3 separate regions of the Homo sapiens genome follow, and all the other regions are linked to region 1. The links are chromatin contacts, found by Hi-C or POLR2A ChIA-PET in ENCODE. All regions are on one chromosome and are shown on one strand. Each heading gives the region's core, a stretch centred on a gene start or an enhancer-like site at or near the end of the contact. The rest is flanking DNA. Distances are from core to core; before and after follow the strand shown. Region 1 holds the start of DOCK9-DT (DOCK9 divergent transcript). Region 2 overlaps CLYBL (citramalyl-CoA lyase). Region 3 has its middle 7.1 kb from the start of LINC00554.

Evidence for each region. Hi-C counts contacts between places; a loop is a spot of excess contacts on that map. ChIA-PET counts read pairs that join two places held with the same protein, here RNA polymerase II (POLR2A). Pooled maps may share reads with other maps.
Region 2: a loop to region 1 is called in a map of naive thymus-derived CD4-positive, alpha-beta T cell, with 4 times the contacts of the local background. The contact joins the enhancer-like site here to the promoter of DOCK9-DT in region 1. A Hi-C loop is called at or near these places in 1 of 168 maps with a recorded cell type or tissue (naive thymus-derived CD4-positive, alpha-beta T cell) and 4 of 50 pooled maps. POLR2A ChIA-PET finds 5 or more read pairs at or near these places in 1 of 52 experiments (naive thymus-derived CD4-positive, alpha-beta T cell).
Region 3: a pooled map shows a loop between it and region 1 (2.1-fold over the local background). The contact joins the enhancer-like site here to the promoter of DOCK9-DT in region 1. A Hi-C loop is called at or near these places in 1 of 37 single-sample maps with no recorded cell type and 4 of 50 pooled maps. POLR2A ChIA-PET finds 5 or more read pairs at or near these places in 1 of 52 experiments (A673).

The regions. Positions count from the first base shown.
Region 1 is chr13:99,084,761-99,088,955 of GRCh38, forward strand. DOCK9-DT (DOCK9 divergent transcript) reads left to right here and starts at 1,963. Exons shown (of 1, transcript NR_047482.1): 1 at 1,963-3,865. It also overlaps a transcript of DOCK9 not described here. RefSeq lists silencers at 1,295-1,774, 1,815-2,124, 2,215-2,274, 2,855-3,084 and enhancers at 1,965-2,526, 3,089-3,648.
Region 2 is chr13:99,655,054-99,659,284 of GRCh38, forward strand. The region is part of intron 1 of CLYBL (citramalyl-CoA lyase); the gene reads left to right. Among named protein-coding and RNA genes, the nearest start is that of MIR4306, 14 kb to the left of the region's middle. RefSeq lists enhancers at 60-1,259, 3,160-3,249, 3,260-3,309, 4,190-4,231. Within about 2 kb of position 2,923, at least 29 of the 41 ENCODE cell types and tissues checked have a DNase peak (open chromatin) inside an H3K27ac peak, as active enhancers do.
Region 3 is chr13:99,988,601-99,993,104 of GRCh38, forward strand. No RefSeq gene overlaps it. Among named protein-coding and RNA genes, the nearest start is that of LINC00554, 7.1 kb to the right of the region's middle. RefSeq lists an enhancer at 1,708-2,657. Within about 2 kb of position 1,816, at least 2 of the 41 ENCODE cell types and tissues checked have a DNase peak (open chromatin) inside an H3K27ac peak, as active enhancers do; they include A673, where a contact is called at or near this core.

The DNA of each region.
Region 1 (4,195 bases), core at 713-3,212:
GGCAGGCCCCAGATAAAGGAACCAACTTCTGTGTGAGAACAGAAAAGATGCCAAAGAAGTTGCAGGCTTTATCCTTAACATGCACTGGCAAAACTCAGGAAGATGCAGGAAGCCACACAGAAGTTAGCTGGTTATGGAAGAGATGGCCAGGTTCTGGTCTATTCCCAACTCCTGCTCTACTCCTTACCTAATCGACTTCCCTAAAATAGAAAAATTAAATCCTTGTTTACTATGGATCAAACTGGAGTTGGAGAAATTTGGAGTTGGCAGAGCTAGCAATCGAGAGAAAATTCAAACTGAGCAAACTGGATATAGAAATCAGCGAAGCTTCATCTCCAATCTCCACAAACGTCATTCACGCAATTCTGTGTCTGCCCAGGAAGGGCATCGATCTGCCACCAAAATGATGCATCCGCCCCTGTGTTAAGGGGCCCGGCACTCTGCCCCGACAATCCCCCACAGGGCCCAGACAACCACTTCCAAGGCCCATCTTCTTGCACTGTTCCAACAAACACAAGTCACACCCACCCACAAACAAGCCCGTTTCAAGAAAACAAATGCCGGCGGCAACGCAAGGAGCTGCTAAAAGTTTCCAGCTGCCCTGCAGAGCTCGCTCCTGCTCAAACGTCGCTCCACTCCCGCACCATCCAGGTGAATCGGGTTGTAGTGCGTTTCCAAATACAGCAGGACCGGCGCTGGCTGTGAAAAAGTTAATCGAAAACTTCATCTTCCTCACACCCAGAGGCCTATTCTCTAAAGACGTTCTGCCACGGGAAGATTCGTTTTGGGCTGATGGCTTTGCTTACTTAGAACCCCCAAACGTCACAGGAATTTGCACCAATACTAAATTAGCGAGGGTTCCCATCATGCCCCCCAAGCCTTCCTAAAAGGCGGCCAAACTTCAGGATACCGGCTTGGAGGTGGGGGGCGCAGGAGAGGATGCCGAAGTCCTTCCCTCCTGGAGTTCAGCCAACTCAAAGGGTTAGCAGGGGCATCTCCCACCCTGAGCGCAGACTGGATGAGGAAGCCCCCACCTCAATTCCCCTGCGCCCCTCCAAAACATGGAAGGAGAGGGAGGCCGGGGGAGGGATACGGGGGAGGGATGCGGGGGAGGGGGGAGAGTGTAATTTCCCAGTTGACAGAAAGCAGGTAAATTGGGAGAGAGCGGGGTGAAAAGAGTGACAGGGCGACATCACTCTGCGGAAATTTCCCAGGAGGAAGGGGACAGCGATGGGGACAGGATCTTGGGTGGCGGGGAGGGGTCTGGGAGTTGCAGCCCCTCCAGGACCTTCTCTTCTCCCCTGTCCAACTCCCTCCCGCCGGCCCCACCTCTTGATTCCGCGGACCCAGCAGGGTCGGCCGCTCTGCCTCAGCCCTGCCGACTAAGAGGCGCCCGGCCCGGGGCCCGCAGCTGCCTGCGCCCCCGCCATCCTCCCCCGGCCCGCGGTCGTCCCGCACTCACCAGGAGCACGGAGCCGCGCACCACCTCAGACACGCTCTGCCGCAGCTCGGCCGCCGTGCCCGGCTTACTCAGCGCCCGGGTGAACTTCCGAGTCTCCGCCGAGGCGGGGAGCAGCGGCGGCTGCGACATCCTCCTGCCCCCGCCGCCTCCGCCTCCGCCTGCTCCCGCGGCCCGGCCCGGCCGCGCGGCCGCCAGGTGCGCCCTCGGCGCCCGGCCCGCTCCGCCCGCCGCTCCCGGCGCCGCCGCCGCCTGCTCCCCCCGCTGCTCGCCGCGAGTCCGGCCGCCGCAGCCCAGGCCGCGCCCTCTGCACCGTGTCACGCCCCAAGGCGCCCCCCTCGGCGTCCGCGGCCCCCCGCGATCGCAGCAGCGCCCGGGCTCGCTCCGGGCGACCGTGCGTGTGGCGGCGGCGGCTCCCCCATGCCACCAGCCTCCCTCGGCGACCACTCGCCGGGCCGCCTCCTCGGGGCGGGGTGTCCGGCGCGGCGCGGGCGGGGCGGGGCGCCCGGACGGCGGAGGAGGGGCCGCCGCGGCGGGACGGCGGGCCAGGCAGGTCGGCGCGGCCCGGCGCTGGAGCTAGGCGGCCGGACTGGCAGGGGCGGCGTGCCGCGCGGGACCCTCACTGGGGAAGGTGGGGGGTCGGGGCCGCCTCCGCCCCGGGCCGCACGTCCGAAGACCGGAGGAGGGGACTGCGCACGCCACCAAGAGGGCGCACAGCCGAGGCTGGACGATGCGCGGTTTCGGAGCAGGGTTTCCTGCCCAGGGAGCCCGGCTGCGCTCGAGGGGACCCCGAAGTCACCGGCAGGGTCGGAGCTCGGTGCACCACGCCCCCCCTCTGCGCCCGGGGCCTCTGCGGGGACAGAGGTCTCAGGAAAGTAGCCTTTATTTATGTGGCACCGATCGGAACCCGCGGCCGGCCAGGCGGACCTGGACGGAGCGTCCCTGCTCGGAACCTGGCGCGGGGCGCCGCGCGCTCGTGTGGCGCCTCGGCCTCCCCACCGTTCAGTCCCCGGAGGCACGGAGCTCGCGGCGGGACGATGACGGTTGGGCCGGGCCAGGCGTGGGAGACTCCCAGACTCCGGCCCGCCGGGACGGCCAGCTGCGTCACCTTGGACGTGGGCAATACTTCGGAGCCTCGGTTATGTCGCCTGTAACCTGAGGACAACGGCCTGGAAGGGGCTCAGGTGACACGGCGGCCCTCACTGGGGCCGATTTAGCCGGTCTGCCGCCCCTCCGCGCCGGACCGCCAGGCGGGGTACCAGGGAAACTGCGATGCGCCGGCTTGCGAGCCCACCGTGACGCAGAGCTGGCGGCCGCTAGCGACAGCCACCCTGTGAGGGACTTTCCCCCCAATACCCTAACCGCTTTCCTGTCCCTAAGGGCCCGCTCCCGCCCCGGCTCCGTTTCTGTCTCTCTGAGGAAGCCCGGCGCAGCCTAACCCTCACAGGGCCGCGGAGAGGGCGCGCCAGGCGGGGATTTGCGCCAGGCCCGCGGCGCATGCTCAGTGGTTGGGGACTGGGCGGGTACCCCGGGCGGGGAGCCTGACTGAACGGCGGCTCTGCTGATTGGTCGGGCTGCTCACGCCACGCCCGTTGCCTTCCGATGGACAGTTCCTTACCTGCCGGGTCGGCCTCCGCAGAGAGTGGTGGTCTTGAAAACCCAGTTTTGGGAGAATACCTGCCGCGCCTCCCGCCCAAATACCCAGAGGTTTCATAGCCGCCATCGCTGCGGTGGAGGAGGCCGCCTGTTGCGTCCCACCCCACCAGAAAGCCTAACACTGGCCTGAAGCGTAATCTTAAAGTGGTAGGGGAAAATACCGATCTAGCGCAGAGAGCAAAACACCTCCGTTCTGGGTTTAATGGGCAGGTCTGGAGGTGAGGTATGCCGTCCGCACTCAATAATTACTTGCAGGATCGGATTGTTTCTCCAGTGGGTGGGGACTGCAGGATGTAGCATTGAGTGAGCCTGGCAGATTGAAAGATAAAACAAGGGTGATGATAAAAACAATTACACACTAACCCATTTCCTCCTCCGTGAAATGAGGGAATGGCCCAGACATTTTCCAGACCTCTTCTGTCCTAAGAGTGGAGCTGGGTGACAGAGCAGGTGCAAGCCGGCCTTTCCCTGCCTCCCCGGGGAACGCACTCTGTTCGGTGAGAGCAACTCAGCTCGCATTGACTCCTTTCAGCTGCAGGAGTGTGGCCGTTCAGTTCTCATTTGAACTGTTGACAACAGTTGTCTTCTGAGAATCATGAGTTAGAGCCTCCCTTTAGGCTTCTGACTCCCTCAAAAGTACCAGACAACACAAACTTTTCCCCTCTTGTTACCTTGGCTCTCTAAGCTGTATCTACTTCTATACAAGGCGAACAATTTTGTCTTTTTAAATTAAAAACAACAACAAAAGCACCTAAGGTTGTAGGGTTTTATATTCTTTTTTCTTTTCTTTTTTTAAGAGCTATATGATTACAGTAGAGTGTGTGTGTGTGTGTGTGTGTGTGTGTGTGTGTGTAGTCTAAAGAACAAAATTTCAACAAATGGTTTTAAAGATCTAATTGGCTTCTATTAGCAATGCATGAACCAGGCAGCATTCTGACTACAAAATAGACGGGAGCTCTTGTGGGAATGGAAGAACAGCTGGGTTTTGTTAAGGTAACTTAAGCAGGAACAAGGGAAAAGCATAGTGCCGAAAGCACATCGGGTAACTTCAGGTTACTCTCCTTTATGGGTTAAAGCAGA
Region 2 (4,231 bases), core at 1,673-4,172, 570 kb after region 1:
CCAGCACTATGGTGTTGCATTTCTTTCTTTTTTTTTTTTTTAGACGGAGTCTTGCTGTGTCATCCAGGGTGGAGTGCAGTGGCGTGATCTCGGCTCACTGCAATCTCTGCTTCCTAGGTTCAAGTGATTCTCCTGCCTCAACCTCCCAAGTAGCTGGGATTACAGGCACCTGCCATCATGCCCGGCTAATTTTTGTATTTTTAGTAGAGACGGGGTTTTACCATGTTGGCCAGGCTGGTCTTGAACTCCTGACCTCAGATGATCTGTCTGCCTCGGCCTCCCAAAGTGCTGGGATTATAGGCGTGAGCCACTGCGCCTGGCCTGGTGTTGCATTTCGTTACTGGCAAGATGATGTATGCTCTTTCACGTGCCCACATGCAAAGGTGTGACTCATGGAATGAAGACAGCTCAGCAACCTCTAGTTGCTGGGACAGAAATGCAAGTCAGTGGGCTCTGGCCTTTCTCCCAGGCTGTGTTGCCACCTTGGTGGCTGGAGGGGCGCTACTAGGGGGTGTGCTTGGCAGAGCCTGGGGTGGCGTCCTCTTTCATCCCACTAAATAACACATTGGTGGCTTGATCTGCCATGAAGCTGACAATCAGAGCAAGTATTTGAAGCCTGGGAAGCTGTGTGGGCCTTGCTTGTGGGACCTGGTGTCAGCTGATGACGTGGCCCTGTCTGGGTGCCCGTGAGTCAGATGGCAGGGATGGCCTGACATCATGAACACTAGCTCCACCTACGTCACATTGGACTTGACTCTTTACAGAGCACCTAGGAAGAGATATTGATGAGTGAACCATTGCCCAGTCATCGAGTTAATTATTTCCCCCCAGAAAGGTTAACATACTGAGGACAGAGAGGGCATGTGTAGGCGGCAGGGCGCACTTTTCATTTAGTCTGGTTCGCAGGTGCGGTCAAGACGATTCCTTATTGTCTTGGAGCCAGCCCTTTTAAGCCTTCCTGCACAGCTCTGTGACAGTCTCGCGGGGAGACCTGTGAGGCCACTTTCCTTTTTTCCAGACCCACCCCCACCTTTGAGATTATCACTCTTCCTGCTTTGTTTTCTGAGGCTTTTTGGCTTTTTAGTTTATTTGTAATTAGAGCAGAAAAGGTACAGTAATCGGATAGAAGGGTTGGGAGTGATAGAATGAGCCAGGATGCGGTGGAGAAATGGGGTGGAGAACCCCCAGACCTTAGGGTGGCGTGTTTGTCAGGGAGTAGACCAGGGTGCAGTTCTAGGCAGACCACTAGATGGCACTCACACATTGGTGTTCAGTCGGGTCCACGGCACTTTCCACTTTGGGCTTCTGTAAAATCTCCCCATGAACTAGCCAAAGCTTTGTATCTGTCATCCCGCCATTTGTCCCTCTAACCTCTCTTGATCGTCTACAGATAGGTATATATATATGTTCCTCTCTAGTTCATTTTTCTCTTAACATTTAGTGACCTTAAAAACCTGGCAGAAATACCTTCAAAGCCTCCCACCTTGTTAGCTGCATTGCCGCATTTTTACTGTTCTCCTAAGCCAATGTTTACATGGCAGTAAATCCATGTTTAGAGTAGGTAATAGAGAAACCTGTTTCTCTCTCAGTCACTCTGAGGGTATGTTTGATAAAGAAATGGAAATTGAGAGGATGAGTTATTAAAAGGATTAATAGGTAACAAATTTTTTTAAAATTTCCATTCAAAATTATGGGTTGGTAAATTGTAAGATACTTAAAATTAATGAGTTGTTTTATCAAATCATTTTCTGTTGTTAGAGAATTTTCAGCAAGCTGAGATTCAAATGCAAAATGTCTTATTGCATACTGCTGGCTCTAGGAAGGAGGAGGGACAGACAGGAAATCATGGTTGATGTTATCTTTACCAAGGTGCATGTGGTGTGAAAGCAAAACCCCATCTTAAATTCATCATCCGTTCTGATGTTGCACAGAAATGAAAATTAATTTCTATATGTCAACTAAAATGGATTCTGCTCCTGCCTGGTTCAATTCTGTCTTAGCTGCGTGGACATCTTGGGGAGCTGCTCTGATGGTACATGCAGACGTGCTTCATCTGTGCACTTCTTAGCTGAGATAACAGTGCTCCGAGCCCCACTGTTAAGGTTAACCTGTATACTGCAGAAGGACAACAGATGGAAATTCTGGTTTGCAGCCACTGCAGAAAAATAAAAACATGTTCCAAAGGGAAAAGGATCTTGTATTTCTGCGTTTGAACCTTTGATCCGCATTCACATCTGAAGGGAGGGCTAAACCTTTTGGTGGAGACACATGGCTTTGCATCTGTGAAAACACAGCTGTATAGAGCAAAACAAAACTAGTGGAAAATACAATGGTTTTGCTGTGTCAGGCTCACCGCTAATGCTTGAATTCTATATAAATATTGTCTTTTGATAGTTCTTTCAAAAATCTTTCTTGACTTTCCATATAATTGTCCAATAATGTTATTCTTTTAAATTCAGATTTGGGGCTTTTTAGGATTAAGGCACAAATGTCTCTTTTCTTTTAAAAAGGCAGTAAAATAAACAGATTGTAGTTAGATCATAATAACATCTAAATTTTGACCTAATTAGAGGGGGAGATGGGGAAAAAAACTCTTTAAAAGAAGATTAAGGTAAAGTTCTAACTTTATCCTTGATTCTGAATTTTTTTTCTTTTTTGGAAATATTGCATACATTTTATACTGCAAGTTACAATGTGAAGGGCCTTTGAAGCACTCTAAAGAGACTTAGCTGCTTTGTTTTGAGCAATTAAGGTTTGTTATTGAGTGAATTAAGCAGCTCTGCTGTGGCTCATCTGTAAATAGTGGTCTTCAGCGAGTTTCTTGATCCGCTTTTCCCAGGAACAGAAGCCAAGTCGGCTTCCTTAGGAGCTGCTCGCCCTGAGTCTCCATGTTTCCTCGCAGTCCGGGGCAGAACCCAAGCCCGTGCCTTCCTCGCCCTGCCTTCGGAGTTTCCTGCTATTGACCTGGCGGGGCGCGCCAGCCCTCCCTGCCCGCTGGTGCCGCGGTCCCTCTCGGCTGCAGCAGTGGGGCACAGGGACGTCATGGACAAAAGACGAGGATGCCAGTTCGATGTGCGAGCAGAAGGCCGCCTGCGTGCGCTCTGCAGAGCAACCGGCCCGGTTTCATAAGGGGCCGCCGGCAGGGGACTGCCATGGCGCCCCCTCCTACCCTTTTTGGCACCAGCAGCTTCATCCGCAGGCCCACTCGGGGTGAATAGTGTGGGAGCTCTCAAGAGAAAGAATTTTAGGTTTGTCGATAGTAATCACCACCTTCAGCGCTCCTCCCACTGCTGGAGAGACCGCGGACTGGGTGACAAGTCTTCCAGGCTCCCAGAAAGTTTCTGCTGCAAAGCGCAGGGTCCGCCTCCCACTTCCAGGAGGGACCAGGAGGGAACCATCGCGAAACCCCGAGGCTGCCGGGGACTCTGACTGAGGCCTTTCCTCCTGTGTCCCTCTCCCCCACGCCGGCCTCCCCTCCTTTCAACTCTCTGCGCTTTGAAACCGCGGAGTTGGGGTAGCTAGGCCCTCCAGCCCGGCGACAGGCCTCGGCCACAGGCAGCGGGGCGGGGTGTGGACAGGAACAAGGAGGTGGGGTGGGGAGGAAGCCTCGGGCAGAGCAGGTTCTCTGCGGAGTTTCGGCAGCCGGGTTTATCCATTTTGATTAAAGAAAAGTAAAAAAAATCCCCCAAAACCAAACAACAAAAACCCTCTCCCAACCCCCAACCCGCCTCCACAGCTGCATTTTGTTCCTGGGACTGTTGGTGTCACCAGAGCCTCTTTTTTTATGCAATCCTAGACTCCATTGCAAAGGACTTGTAAAGCCTATTAATTTTTCAGGCAAAACAGATCAAGCCTGCCTTTGATGCTGCTGTTTCCTAATTTAGTATTCAAAGGTAAAGAATCCTACTACCGTCTCTTCACTTTTTACATAATTAAAAGAGATTTTTCCCCCAGGGGCAAAGAACTAGTTGCTTAGTATTTTTTGAAGTGAAAGGTCTAACTTTATATCACATCTGTTTTTATGCTCTTTCCTAAACATAACCAATATTTACTCTTTGCTGGTACTTAGTTGCATGCTATTCACCCTTGCATTTTAATTTCTGACAGAGAGGGGATTAGTATTCCTCTTCTAAATCATCCTCTAAGCTATGTGTGTGTGTGTGTATATATATATATGTATATATATGCGTGTGTGTGTGTATTTCTCCTCTAACAAACTGAGAGTGCAATT
Region 3 (4,504 bases), core at 566-3,065, 900 kb after region 1:
CGAGGAAGATCACAGCCTGGGAGTGGTCTCCGAGTCCACCCTAGGATGTGTGGAGCGGGCGGGAGCCGCTTTTCCTCGAAAGGGCTCCCAGTCCCTGGTCCCTCGCTTCCCAAGGCTTTGTCCAAACAAGTCACGGACCCGACAAGGTGGTCCATTCTCTCTCTTTGGCCTTTCTTTTCTGCCCTTCGAATCCGAAGGACTGGATGGAGGGGAGGGGATATGGCAATAGTGTAGAAGTGTCAAGATGTGAAAATTGCTCAACTGAGAACGCACGCGGGGGCTCGCGGCCCAACAGCCTGCACCACACTCAGGAGCCTGGGCCTGGGCCTGGGGGTGGGGTGGGGGGGACAGGCGTCCCCCCCACCCCAACCCCACCCCTATCCCTGCCCGGCTGTCTAAACGGACCTAAATGCTAACCTGCTGTTGCCTTGACTCCAGAGACACGAAACTGAAGCTAGCCCTCGCCCCTCTCTGGGATCCCGCGCTGCGCTGCGGGTAGCTGCCCGCAGGGAGGCCCAACCTGCCGCGGCTGGAGCACGGTTTCTGCTAGCCGCCGCCGTCAACTTGAACTTCAGTGAGCCTAGGCCGGCTTCCTTCGCGCTCACCTCCATCCACCACCTAAGAAGTCCCCTCAGCGCGAGCGTCGCTTTATCCGGAGGCAGCTGGAGCCCCCTCGGGAGGCCCGTCATTATTATTATTAATTATCGTGATCCTTACTGCATTATTAATGCCCAGGATGATAACCGGCATCGGTATCAGCTTTCCCTGGTTCAGTGATATCCCACGAAGTTCGGGGCGGGGAGGAAGTCACTCCAGGATCAGAGGCCGCGTCGGTTCTGCTTGGGGCATGGGCAGAGGGAGGCTGCTGGGGCCAAGCCCCGGCTGGACGCGAGGGAAGAAACTCGTCCCAGGACCCGCACGCCCATACCTGGCTGTCCCAGAGCTCTTCCCTAGGCCGGCACCTTCGCTCTTCCTCTTCCCCACCCCCTAGCCCTTTTGTCTCTTTTTCAGACGGATGTTTTCAGTCTCAAGTGGTTTTATTTTCCGCACAAAACCCTGAGATCAAGGGCAGATCACAGACTGTACCGGAGGCTCGGGTTTCCCTGGACTCTGTGCTGTTCTGCGTCCCAGGGTTGGCTAGGAAGGAAGGCCTGGGCCGGCGAGGTGACGGGTCTCCCGCCCAGGTCGGCAGGACGGGGGGAGGTGTGTCCCGGTAGGTCCCTGGTGAGCTCACCCGTGGCATCGGGGACCCGCGGGAACCCACCGGGCGCCCACTAGAGACTCGGGTCCTACCCTCCCCCACACTACTCCACCGAAATGATCGGAAGGGCGCGCTAGGCCTGCTTCCAAGGGCTCAGTGATAAAGGCCTCAAAATCACACTCCATCAAGACTTGGTTGAAGCTTTGGGTAGGTTTGTTGTTGTTGTTGTTGTTGTTTGTTTGTTTGTTTTAGCAGACACGTCCTGGAAAGAGGTCCTCAGAACCCAAAGGTTCAATAATGATTTGTGGATGGATTGATTATAGTCTGATATCGCTCTGGTTCCACAGAAACCCGGAGCTCCTTGGCCCACTGTTACCCCAGCAGACCTAAATGGACGGTTTCTGTTTTTCACTGGCAGCTCAGAACTGGACCGGAAGAAGTTCCCCTCCACTTCCCCCCTCCCGACACCAGATCATTGCTGGGTTTTTATTTTCGGGGGAAAAACAACAACAACAACAACAAAAAAAACACTAGGTCCTTCCAGACTGGATCAGGTGATCGGGCAAAAACCCTCAGGCTAGTCCGGCTGGGTGCCCGAGCATGAAAAGGCCTCCGTGGCCGTTTGAACAGGGTGTTGCAAATGAGAACTTTTGTAAGCCATAACCAGGGCATCCTGAGGGTCTGAGTTCACGGTCAAGGCTGTGGGCTACTAGGTCCAGCGAGTCCAGGCCTCGCCCCGCCCCCGAGCTGCCACAGCCAAGATCTTCGGCAGGGAATTCGAGACCAGGGTCCTCCCACTCCTGCCCCGCCCCGACAGTCCGAGAACTCTCGGTGCTGGGGCCACCTCGTCGCCCTCCCACGTTTCTCTTTTGTTCCCAGGAGCCGACGAGCTTTTGAAGAGGTGACACCTCGCTTCGCCTTCTCCTGCTCTAGGCCCTGCCCTCGTCCAGCATCCCTCCTGCCCCACGAAGCGAGAGGATGCTCAGCGCAGCTGCCAGGCAGAGAGTGTGTGGGGAGGTCCCTTGCCTTTGCGCGCGCGCACACACACAGACACGCACACACACAGACACACATACACACAACACACTCACACCATATGCTCACACACCCTCACCTCCTTCAGCTTCCGCACCTCCCAGCCACAGGCTCGCGTGAGTGGGAAGGACCTGAGGCCGCAGAAATGTGGGTTAGCGTGGGCAGCAGGAGATGCTCCCCGCACCCCTCCTCCCATTCCTACCTCCCCCAGCCCTTTCTAGCGCCTCTTGGAGGGGACCGGGCCTGCCCTGCGCTCTCAACCTAATTCGGCCTCGGAGGGTCCTCCCCCACCCAGGGCGGCACTCCCCAGGCCGGCACTCGCGCCACTGGCGTGGGACTAAGGCTCCCTGCAGTTGGGTCTCCCAAGCCCACTTCCAGGGGCTGAGAGAGGCCAGGCTGCCTTGCCTGCCCGCGCGCCCTCCAGCCCTCGGGTGTAGGGAGGGGAGCGCCCCCTCACCTCCAAGGAAATCTGGAGTAAGGGAAGAGCTGCCTGGCCCCCGCGTCCCCTGAACCTGGCCTCAACCTCTGCCTTTCCCAACCTCCCGGGCTAGGTTTATCTCTGTCCTAAAGGCCAAGCCGGTGGCCCTGGGGAGCAGAAGGGAGCTCAGAGCTGCTGGAGAAGGTGGGGGGTAGAAATAATAATAATGTCAGAGATAATCATCGCAGTTAACGCTCAGCGACTGGGCTGCTCCGCGGAGGCCGGCGGAGGCCTACAGAGGCTCCTGACTGGCAGAACTGGAGGTGTGGGTGTGGTTCCCTTTTCACCCCGGCTCTTATGTTGCCAGTCTCCCCCCTACCACCAGGCAAAGCCCCCCTAAACTTAGGGTCTGGAACAAGGCCGAGCCAGCGAGGGCCTGCCAGGAGCTGCGCTGGAGCCTCTCGCTGCATCCAGAGCTGGTTCTTGTTCTTTTCTCTCTCTTGGCCCACTGGGCCCACAGTGGTTAGGTGGCCGAGTGTGGTTTCCCGAAACTCTTTGGAGTCGCCTGGGTCTGCGTGCCCCTGGCCCCGTCCTCACCCCCGGGCTCGTCCCCCAGCCTCCGCCGGCCCGCCTGTGAATGGTGGATTTAATGAGCGTTTGTGTGGCGTTGGCCGGCGGTTCTGAAGATGCGCTGACCTGGAGGGAGGGCGCGAAAGGTCAGGCGCATGCCGGGCCCAACTTGGGCTCCTCCCAGGCCCACGCTGCTCCGATATTGATCCTGGGAGAAAGATAAACAGAAAAGCTGGACATTCAGTCATGAATACTAATGAGCCAGGGTAGGGGTTTTAATTGCTGTGGACTTCCTTTCTCCAGTTAATCCTTATTGCAAACTTCGCTGGAGTCAGCTTTCTCGGGCCTCCCGCCTCCTTGTATTTTCCTGTGAAATACCCAGGCGAAAGAGACCCGTGACAACTTGACTTTCTCCTCTTCGAGAGGCCCGTGTGAGCTCGAGAGCCCACAGCCCGTGTTTCCAGTGTGACTCTGTTTACTAATTATGGAAATATAGGGATCCTATAAAATAAATTGTTTCAATATGGCTTTGGCGAGTCTGCTTCTTGACTTCTTCACCCTTATTGTTTCAAAGACTTCGTGTGTCCTTGGCCTTTAAACTTCCTCTTGACAATTTCATCTTTTCTCCCGCCACGGAGCTCCTTTCTACTCCAAACGGTGCATTTTTTCCCCAAATGTTCACGTTTCTCAAGTCTCCAGGACTTGGCACTGGCTTTGCCAACCGCAGTGTCTAAGTATTTCAACCTAGCAGTGAATTCTTAGGCAAGCTAATTTACCACGTTACACAAATTTTGTGGTTTCTTTGGTACCTACAAGCAACATTGTAATATGAGACAGGAATCTAAAAGAATTGTCAGAAAGATTTCTGCCTCCATTCTTGATATGCATTTGATAACTTACGTATAATCACTTTTATAAAAATAAAGCCATTCTTGAGTGAGCTTTTTCTTGAAACTGCATTAAGTCGACTGTAAATTCTATAAAGCAGTTTTGGCTGTGTGATCAGGAGAGAAATATATAAGCCCATTTTTGTGACAGACTAGGTAGAAATGCGTTGAAACCCAAGCCAGAAAAAAAAAATCAGTTGTGCTAGAGAAATTTCCATTATTCTGATCCTTAAAGTTTTGAACAAAATAAGCCTGTATTTCACTTCATTGTCAATAGGTCCCAGCATTGAAATCTCCTGAGGATTCTGTTTCACTTACACTTTTCAGTCCAAACTTTTTTTTCTTTGCACAATGATTTATTATGTAGGTAATTTTAGGGGATGCAGTTTACAG